2 separate regions of the Homo sapiens genome follow, and region 2 is linked to region 1. The links are chromatin loops, found by intact Hi-C in ENCODE. Cell type or tissue: heart right ventricle. All regions are shown on one strand. Links, peaks and the distances in the headings refer to the core of each region. The heading gives the core; the rest is flanking DNA.

Evidence for each region. Hi-C counts contacts between places; a loop is a spot of excess contacts. Peaks named below come from ENCODE experiments on the same cell type or tissue, not always from the same donor. Only the 100,000 strongest peaks of a DNase experiment are listed, where the experiment ranks them.
Region 2: it touches region 1 in a loop (2.5-fold over the local background); 4 of 110 quality-filtered maps call a loop at or near these places.

Annotation. Positions count from the first base shown.
Region 1 is chr3:12,312,182-12,317,572 of GRCh38, forward strand. It overlaps PPARG (peroxisome proliferator activated receptor gamma), which reads left to right. Exons shown (of 8, transcript NM_138711.6): 2 at 199-272. Among named protein-coding and RNA genes, the nearest start is that of PPARG, 26 kb to the left of the region's middle. In heart right ventricle, for the core only: no CTCF peak of the experiment used is centred there; no DNase peak of the experiment used is centred there; H3K27ac peaks cover 1,111 bases.
Region 2 is chr3:12,137,240-12,142,630 of GRCh38, forward strand. SYN2 (synapsin II) reads left to right here. Exons shown (of 13, transcript NM_133625.6): 2 at 3,412-3,469; 3 at 4,666-4,757. Among named protein-coding and RNA genes, the nearest start is that of TIMP4, 19 kb to the right of the region's middle. RefSeq lists an enhancer at 860-969. In heart right ventricle, for the core only: CTCF peaks have their summits at 930, 1,130, 2,171 (motif pointing right) and 2,375; DNase peaks (open chromatin) are centred at 989 and 2,042; H3K27ac peaks cover 2,436 bases.

The sequences.
Region 1 (5,391 bases), core at 56-5,055:
TCATTTTGTGGTCTGTTAGTTACTTCTAGAGAATAGAAAGCATTGTAGGCTCAGGGAAAGCAAACATTCAGAATGAAATCCAATAGAGAAGGTAAATTTATTTGGGCATGTACATTTTGGCAGCCTAGGCTGTGTACATGTGTACACATTCTGAACATGTGTGTATATTGAAAATCTTGTCTCTTTTTTATTGTTAAGATTTGAAAGAAGCCAACACTAAACCACAAATATACAACAAGGCCATTTTCTCAAACGAGAGTCAGCCTTTAACGGTAAGTAAAATCAGAATTTATACTGCATTTGTATTGAAAAGTATCCCTTTTAAAGAATATGTAAATTATACATTGTATTTTATTGTAAAATTTCCTAGAGAGTGATTTTTGACTATTATAATACTTTCTGCTATATAATTTTCCAGTCAGTTGGACTATGCAGTGTAACATATTTGTCTAACACAAAACAAAGGTAAGATAGGAAAATGACCTAGAAGTTGAGAAATAACTCAAATCCTTAAAAATGAATCTCTAATTAAAGTCTTTTATATTCATGTTATTTTTCTACTTAAGTAATAATTACATTATTTTAGATTCTTATGATACTTTTAATTAAATTGAGATAAAAATTAAGATTTCTTTCATGGTTCCCTATTGGCCATGCAGTCATAATCTGTGGTCACAAAGGAGAAAGTAGCTTCGTATAAGCCAAATGTGCTCCATTCTAGGAGGAAGAATTGCTAAGTTATACCCGGCATTAAAACTACTTCCTTCCTGGAACTGACTAGATGGGGGTAGGATTTCAGAGGCTCCAGGGGCTCCCAAAGTTTCGGGATATCCACCATGGATAATTTATCCTTCCGAGGCCTAACTATAGGGTTCCAAGACAGTTCTTAGTCCCCAACTTTTTTGGGAAGGAAAAGGAGACCTGTCACTTTAAGGTTTTATGTAGTTTTAGGACTATTGATTTTGGTAAATCATGAGCTATCACAGAATAGCTCATTTTCCTGAAATCTGCAAATAAATGAAATCCACAACATTGAATAAAGAATCATCAGATAGATAGATACAGAAATTAATATAGAGATGTGTATATATGTGGGTTATTATACATATATATGTTTGCTAACTCTGTCTGCTTCTAGAGGACCTAGAAGCAGTGACTCCCCAGTAGCAAACTAGATCGTGGTTTCCAAATACAGGCTGAGCATCCCAAATCTGAAAATCTGAACTTCAAAATGCTTTCAGATTCCAAACTTTTTGGGCATATAGGTGATGCTCAAATAAAATACTCTTGGAGCATTTTGGATTTTGGATTTTTGGATTTGGGATGCTCAACAAGTAAGTGTTAAGCAAATATTCCAAAATCCAAAAAAATTCAAAATCCGAGATATTTCTGGTCCCAAACATTTTGGATAAGAGATACTCAATCTATACCATTTTTCCTTAAAGGAAACCAGAGCTCTTTGGAGAAGTGGTTAATTCTAAGGCTGGGGCAGGGAAAATACAGGCTGAGCCTGGAGGATGTTGTGGTCAGCCTGAAAGAGCTCCCAGTGGCCAAAGCTGGAACAATTTCATCAATAAAATAACTACGTATAATATTGAATTATAATCTGATTTATAAATAAAATGTATACACATGAGTCCAAATTGATATACATAAATGACTGAATAAGTAAATAAATGGGGGGAGAAGAACTCTTTCTTGTAGAAGACTTTAATAAATGTAAAAGGAATGAGGGAAATAGAAAATTGTTGTCACAAAGCCACAGCAGTAATTGCTGCATGCAACTTCCACTAATACTAAAATTAGTGAGGTGGGCCAGGCATGGTGGCTCACGCCTGTAATCCCAGAACTTTGGGATGCTGAGGTGGGCGGATCATTTGAGGTCAGGAGTTCGAGACCAGACTGGCCAACATGGTGAAACCCCATCTCTACTAAAAATATAAAAATTAGCTGGGTGTGATGGCGGATGCCCATAATCCCAGCTACTTGGGAGGCTGAGGCATGAGAATCAGTTGAACCCAAGAGGTGGAGGTTGCAGTGAGCTGAGATCGCACCACTGTACTACAGCCTGAGCAACAGCAAGACTCCCTCTCAAAAAATTAATTAATTAATTAATTAATTAATTGAGTGAAAGTTTAAGGTGAAACAGAATATTTGCATAACCTCAAAGTATCTGCCCCCACTTACTCAGTAATTACAAAAGGAAAAATAGTAACTTTACAGTGGAGAATCCTGATGGACACCACCTTAACCACATGATCAAGGTCAATATCAAGGATAGTAAGACATAGTGAGCTCATATGCCCCTGATAGAATGTCCTGAAAAGGACAGATCATGCCTTTCGAATTCTTCCCAAACATCCTTAATCTCATTTGACTATGAGAAAGCTTTAACCTAAATACAAACACATTCTTCAAAATATCTGACCCTCGCCGTTCAACAGTGTCAGAGGCATAAAAGACACATCTTTGCTAAGGAATCACTACAGATTAGGAGGAGAATATTGCATGACAATTAAATGCAATGTGGGATCCTGGATTGGATCCTAGAGCTGAAAAGGGACGTTAGTAGGAAAACTGGTGAAATCCAAATAGTTATAGTATTGTGCCATTCTCAATTTATTAGGTCTTTTTTTGCTTTTATTATTATTTTTAATTAACATATAATTGTACATATTTATGTGGTACAGTGTGACATTTCAATACGTGCATACAATGTGTAATGATCAAATCAGGGTAAGTAGCATATCCATCACCTCAGACACTTATCATTTTTTTGTATTGGGAGCATTCAAAATCTGCTCTTCTAGCTATTGGAAAATATACGATAGGTTGCTGTTAATTATATTTACCCCACAGTGCTATAGATCATTAGAACTATTCCTTGTATCTAACTGTAGTTTTGTGTCTGGTAACCAATCTCTTGCTATCCCCAGCCCTTCCCAGCCTCTAGTAGCAACTATTCTACTGTCCACTTTTATGAGATCAACTTTTTAAACTTCGCATATGAGTGAGAACATGTGGTATCTGTCTGCTTATTTCACTTAACATAATCACCACCAAGCTCATCCATGTTGTCATGAATGACAGGATTTCATTCTGTTTTATGGCTGAATGGTATTCCATCGTGTATGTGAGCCACATTTTCTTTATCCATTCATCTGTTGCTGGAACTCAGGTGGATGCTGTATGTTGGCTTCAGTGTATCAACACTGATAATTGTGCTGGGACTGCACTGTGGTAACTGGGGGGAAGCTGGCTGAAAGGTATGTAGGAACTCCCTCCACTATCTTTGCAACCTTTCTGTAAGCCTCAGATTATTTCAAGTTAAGTAGTTTTTTAAGGTCACAATGGAGTCACTAAATAATCATTCTCATTAGATTTTCGCTAATTTATAGAGGAAGATTCTGCATTTGCAAATCTTAGAACAGAGTAATGCAGGGGCATTCTTTTCATCAAGACTATTTCTTGAGCTATTTTCTAATCCTTCTCATACACACTCCCATCCCTACCTCTACAAGTCTGGTCTCTATTTAGTGTACTTAATACTTTAGCCAGTTGCTTACAGCCCTCTAGAAACCTGTGAGTGGGAATAACTCCACAAAGCTCTGCCTCCTCGGGAACCACATCTTAGCAGTGTTTTTTGTTGGTGACAGTGAGGGTCTAATTTGAATGTTCACACCAGAACTGTCAAAGTATTTCATGCAATACTTTGAAAAAAATCTCTTGATCCACCAATCATCATTACCCAAGACAGGATTTGAACAAGAATTTAGAACTCGTAGTCTTATATTTGTTTGAATGGGAAGAGGAGAGAAGCAGACCGTATTGTTTCTAGGCAAAATGTCTGGGAATTCAGTGAATACAAGTAGTACTACGGGAACTTTCATTCTTAAAGGAAATCAATGACAGCATTAAGTTGTCTAGAAAATCAGTTTAACTTTAGAAAAGCATAAAGCCGTTTAAAATCAAAAGAGCAAACTCTTAAAAGACAAAGTTAGGAGCAGGTACGTACTTTGGCGTCTGAAAATGAGCGGTCTAAATTCAAGCATTTTGACATGAAAAATGAAATGTGAAGTATTTGGAATTCAACCCTGAATTTTTTTGCCGGTAACTCTTGTGTATGTTCAACTAATTTAGCAAACTGCACTAGTTCACATTTTTTAGGTGAAACAAGAAATAACAGAAGTTGCACCTAAAGTAGTCAAATTTCGTAGAGACAGAAAGTGGAATGGTGCTTACCAGGGGCTGCGGCACTGGAAAGGAACGGGGAGTTAGTGTTTAATGGGGACAGTTTCAGTTTTGCAAGATGAAAGCATCCTGGAGAATGGTTACACAACATTGTGAGTGTACTTAATGCCATTGAATGCACACTTAAAATGGTTAAAATGGTAAATTTTATATTGTGTATATTTTATACAGTTTTAAAAACTAAAAAAAAAAAGTAACAAGTCTTCAGCAGTTATATTCCACTTCATTGCCAGGGTGTCTGGCTCTAAGGGGAATCTCTGCTTAGAGGACCATTAATCCTTAGGAACCTTTTTTTTTTTAAAAAATCTAAAGATGGTTCCTGGACATCATTTACCAACTGGCAGTTTAAATGGCCTGTGTACCATAAATTGTGAGGTTAAAAAAAATCTGGTACACAGGAAACAGTAGAGCTGGGTGGCTGGGAGAGTTGCTTTTGGGGTTAATTTATAACTAAGACAAATGAATCTATGAAAAGAAGAAAAGCCCCGTAAGAAATATGCTAACTGATGGTGAGGGAGAAAAGGGTTTAGATAAAAGATATCTGAACTTGTTTGGTCTCAGTGATTTTATGACTGAGGAATTCAATTATAGATGTACTGGATGGAGCAAATCACAATTCTGTAAATTACTAATAGGACACAACGATCTTTATCATTTTCTGTATGTGCTCACATGCAAAGTTCAGTCCTGCCCTCTGTAAATAAACTCTCTGCCTAGCTATACCCATGCTATGAATTCAGGGCTTGAGTGTTGAAACATAGGCAATGCTTACTGCCCCAACCTTAAAGGCAGGTGGAACTGAGATTAGGAACGAAGACAAATTACTTTTGCTTTTGAATTTTGGCCTTCGGGTTTGTTTCATTTTTGTTCATTTCTTTTCATTTTTATTACTAAAAAGCTGATTTTTTAAAATAAAAAGATCACAACCACACAAAAAAACTATTCTTCTGTAGTTTCTTCCAGTTTTGTTCACATGTGTATGCTTTTTATTTACTGACAGTTACCGTATATACATCACTTGGCCCTCAGCCTCTTTCACTGTTAGGTCCTATAAATTTTTCATTTCTACCTGGCTTTCAGAGTTTTCATAATGGCAACATAATCTTAGTGATAGCACGTAATTTACTAAGCCAGTTTTTA
Region 2 (5,391 bases), core at 226-5,225, 170 kb before region 1:
CCTGTCTCAAAAAAAAAAAAAAAAAAGTCCGTACTGGGCATCTTATCTGTTCCTATCTTATGCAAGGGACTGTGTGGGAAAACTAAGGGAAGTAGAGTAGTTTTCCCAGACTTTCAAATGCTGGTAAGAGTGGTATCATCTTTTTCTTGGGTGGGGGACAGTTTGGGAATATTAGTAAAAACCGTAACTGTGTCTGTTCCTTGTACCAGCACTTCTGTCATAAATTATTCATCCTGTGGATATATTTTTAAATGTAAGCCATTGTAGCACTGTTTGTAATACCAAAAGCAAGAAACTAGAAATCTAATGTGCTCACCAATATATAATGCCAATGCCAATACATGTTTACCAATAAAATACTGTATGTCCTTCAAATGGAATTTCATGCAACTATTAAAAAGGAAGAGGCCCATCAATATGTGCTGAAAGCATATCACTAAGATATATTTTTAAGTGCAAAAAACAAAAGTTTAAAAAAATTTATGTAGCATGCCATATGTATGTGTTTGAAGCATATATGTATGCAGGTATAGCCACACATTTTTTCCCCTCCACTGGAAGTATATGCTTATAATTGATAATGGGAAGTATATGTGATAAGAGAGGAATGGGAAAAAAGAACATTTTACTTTTTGTTTTATCCTTTTATATAATTTTAAAGATAGATTGATTGATTGGTTTAACCACATGATATACTATTTTTAAAAAATTTAAGCCTCCCTAAGGTCATACAACCAGGAAAGGGTACAGCTAGAATTCACACCCCAGATTGTGATTCCAGAGCCCATCCTCTGGATTCTAGCACACTGCCCTGTACTAGTGTTCTCTTAGTATCAGGAAAGACTTCTATCATTTGCTAGCAAGTTACACAATTTTTCATGAAAATACCTAGAATCAAAATGTCCAAGAGCCTGGAGCTGCAAGAATGTGCTCATTCTCCAGAAGAGGGCTCTGTGCCCCATCTGCCGGCCATCTTGGCTCCTTTTCTATAAGGTTGTGGCTCAGCCAAGACAGGTCAGTGACCCTGGGCCAGGAAACACACACTAAGATTTCCAACAGGACAAATTACCTTAAGGAAAAGGCATTAGGATAGCTAGAGAGGTGGGGGTGGAGGGAAGGCATGAAAACAGTTCATTAGCCAACTTGGTCAATGGGCAGGTGCAGGAAGTGGCAGATAAACCCAGCCAGAGTCTATAAATATATTTCAATATCAGTGTTCAAAACCCACAAAATAAATGAGTGAATTAAGAAACTTGGCAGCATGTAAGCACCTAGATGTAAACTCTTAGTTCTAGCCTTAACTCCCATGAACTTTTCTTTCTGATTTGGGCATGTTATTTAATTGTCCTGGGCTTCAGTTTCCCCATCAGCCAAATGGACCACATTATCTCTCTTGGCTCCTTCACAGAGTTGTGAGGAACAACTAGGGCAAGGAACATGCTTTGCAAATGCAAGGCATCATACGAAATGCGAGGTTATTGTTAATGTCTCTGAGATTTACCTCACAGAAGGAGAGCTATTTTGAGACAGGAAAATAGGAGGAAGCATCAGAAAAGCATTGCTGATAACAAGGTAGACATACCTCACCAATGAAAGAAAGGGATCTCATGGGTCATTCACTCCAGTTCCTTCTTTTTATAGTCATGGACAAAAACCTGCAGAGTCCAAGGTCTGCAGAGAAGTGATAGTGCCATACTAGACTCTATTAGTTAAACCTGTAAATAAAATGGAATAGTAGCCAAAGAAAGGGAATATACTACCGGGCCCCTGCCTGAGGGGCTCGCTGAGCTGTGAATGTTGATCAGGGTCCTGGAAACAAGCTGGTGTGAAGCTTAATAAGAAATTGGGGCAGAGGTGGGGGGTGGACTTAAGTGGTCCAGCTCCAGGATGGCTGAGTGCCTCAGAGGAGCAATTTGAGGGTGGCCAGGGACTTGGATAGGACAAATGACAACTTCCTAGAACGGGGTGTTCCAGAACCCATAGAGAAAAGGAAACAGCCTGGCCTCGTCCCGGGTAGTTGACAGGAACCAGGGTAGGAAGTATTTGTAGTGGGACTAATGCTCACATCATTAAGTCCCTTGTGAGTGGAAGAAGGAAAATGGGAATAAATGCAATGCGGCACACACAGGGCAAGTCCGTTTTTGTAGTGGTGTGAGCAGAGATGGAGAGAATAGATCACCAGGGGGAGACAGTGCCTGCAGTGTGAAGGGCAGTGGTCTCAGAGTGCCACAGACTTAGATGTGAATACTGGCTCTGCCACTAACTTGCTATAGGGCCTTGAATACACCATTTTCAATTCTGAATCTTGGTTTCCTTGTCTCTGAAATGAAGCCCTTTCTCTGTATCTTATACGTTGTTAGGACTAAATGAGATGTTCTTGAAAACAACTTGCATGTAATTCCTAGAACATGATGCCCAATAAATATTGGTTTATTCCTTCATTTTGGGGACAAACTCCCAAAAAATCTCCAATGAAATATTACAGTTGGAAATTTCAAGCACTGGAAAAGCAAGCTCAACTTACCTAACAGGTAGAGTATGGAAAGGCCCTTTTGACAAATGGAGAACCAGCCTAAAAGGACAGATAAGGAAATCTAATGTGGGGAGGGCAGGTTAGAAGCAAAGTAGGAATTAATATAAATATAAGCATAAAAATATCTGCTTATAAGGGATTAATTACTTATTACAGGGGATTAATTAATGCATTAATGTGAGGTTCCTCTAGATCTGTGACAAACTGGGAAGATACTATGTACTGTGTAACTCACCTTGACCCATTTTCTTGACTGCTCAGAAATGTGGGCTAAGTTTTGTGTTCAAATGCAATGGCTTCCCTCAGTCTTTTCCCGCTACCTTCTATTTTGGTCTAATTAATTTCCTCTCATTCATTGATTGTTCTTTAATCCTTATTTTGTTGGTTATATTTTTAAATTACTAATTGCCTCAGGTCCTCTTTGTATGGGTATGAAGAAGTAAAGTGATAATAACAGTTTCTTTAAAAACTAAAAATCCAAGGGTGGATACCAAATAGAAAACCATAGTAAAACGAAGGATCAAGGAAAATAAGGAAACTGCAGAGATGTATAAAGCTGATCTAGCCTTTATGAAGAATAAAACTGGGGAAATTCCTATTTCTAGATGCGTTTTATAGCCAAAAGACCAGAGATGTTATAACAAAACCTGATAATGAAGGGATGTTTTGGATTATTTTATAGATGGGTAAATTGAGGTTAAAAGAGAGGAAATGGTTTGTCTTGTGGTGATCTCATAGCAGAATGTGGATCAGAACCCAGGTCTCTTGACCCTCATTCTGGAGATCTGTCTGCTGTGGTCCTCTTCTTTGTAATAGTAAATGTCTGACTTTAAATACTTGCACAAAACTAATTTGTGTGGGTTTATTCTTTTCTCCAGGGCCAAGTGCTTTCGGGGCAAAAAAGTCCTTGGAGATTATGATATCAAGGTGGAACAGGTAATCAGCCTGAAGCCCAGAGCTGCATCCCCGTCATCACAGTTTCCTCTTGACATGCCAGAGTGAACCATCTCGTTCTGCTGAGTGGAATACTGTGTCCATCATTGGGTTCTGGACTCTGCATCTCCTCTCTCTCCTATCCTTTCCCCAGGACCTTTCTGTCTGTGAGGCATGGTCCTGGAGTCTGCATCTTTTCATTTCTCTGATTCCTTTTTATGGCTCTAGTGTCTGTAGATGAGCAAGCAGTTTGGTTCTTAGCACCCTCTTGCAGTGTAAGGTTCCCAGACTGAGGAAAACTTTAGAGGGCTTCCCAGAATATTGCACGTTACCTCCGTATTGTTGGTGGCAAGATATTTCTCGGTAGGCACATGTCTGCCTTTCAGGTATGCTGCCCCGAGTGATGGCTCCTTTGGGCCTGAGGCTATACTTTAGAGGAAACTTAGAAAAGAACACTTCCTTGTTTTAATACAGTGAATCACTGAAAGTCCAATTTTTTTTTTTTTTTTAACCTTCCTCCATCCTTTGCTTCATAATAAATAGTGATTGGGTCCATTTGGGGAAGAGGAGGACGTTCAGTTTCAACAATGCATGTATTTCCTATGTGATAAAAGAAGTTTCTCATCATTCATTATACAGTGTGTTATGACTTACTGACTGTTTTCAAACAACTTGTTACATAGGCAAGATTGATAAAAATTATTCCCATTTTGTAGATCAGGGAAATGGAAACCTAGAGAGTACAAGTAACTTGCTTAATGTTTTATGCAGCTAGGTAAGGGGAAAGCAGAACTAAAAACTAGTTACCTAAATTTAGACCTAGTGCTTTTATGTTGAAACTGATAAAAAGACATTTGTCTCAGTCCACATTCTCGCTCTGTAGAGAGGCAGCACAAAGGATGCTGGGCTGGGAGTTAGAGGACCTGAGTTTTGCTCCTTTCTCTGCCAATGATAAGTTTTGTTTGTCCTGAAAAGTTACTTAACTGCTCTGAGCCTCAATTTCCTCCTTTGGTAAATGGGGATAATTATCTCTGTCCCACCTTCATCACAGTGTTGCTATTAGAATTAGACTAACTCAGTATGTGAACATGTTTTGAAAACTGTATATAAATGTTTGGTGGTAGGGATGTTGCTGCTGCTATGTAGAGGACTTGGTGAAGTCAGGATTGTGAACTTATTCCCCTGTTATTATTTTCCAGGCAGAATTTTCAGAGCTCAACCTGGTGGCCCATGCAGATGGCACCTATGCTGTGGATATGCAGGTTCTCCGGAATGGCACAAAGGTTGTCCGGTAAGGGTCTTTCTGTCCTCAGGATCATTGTGACTGTCTCCAGAGTTACTACCTCTGGCCCAAAGAGGTGGTTTCTAAGTCAGGTGTTGGAGTGAGATAGCAGTGCTATGTATGGTATACAGAATTTAATGATGTGAGTTGTGCAGAAATAGTAGAAAAGAGAGAGAAAGCCAGCTTCTCGCTGAGCTTAGTCCAGTGGTAGAGAAAACAACCTGAAGCTTCACAGACTGAGAGCTCACTTAGACATAACTGGATTCCTTATAGGATTATTTCCCCCAACCCCTTCAGCCAGTGCAGCTCTGTGCTTTTATCCTGCATACATTTCCCTTGGAAAACAGAGTTCCATTGCTTTAAAACAAACAAACAGACTTGAAAATGTCTGATGTAGTTCAGCCTTCCATTTTACATTGATTTGCTTAGATTCCCCTAGTGAGTTGTGGCAGAGCCCTGTCTTCTATGTGAGATCACTTGACTCTCCATCCTGTATTCTTTCTATATTCCTCATTCCTGGGAACTCCTAAGTCTGATAGAAAAACCTAGGGCTGGAAGAGACATGGTGGGTGGAAGAAAATTAGCAATTATTGAGCACTTACATGCCAGGTGGTATGCTCGATGCCTCATAGATGTGATGTTG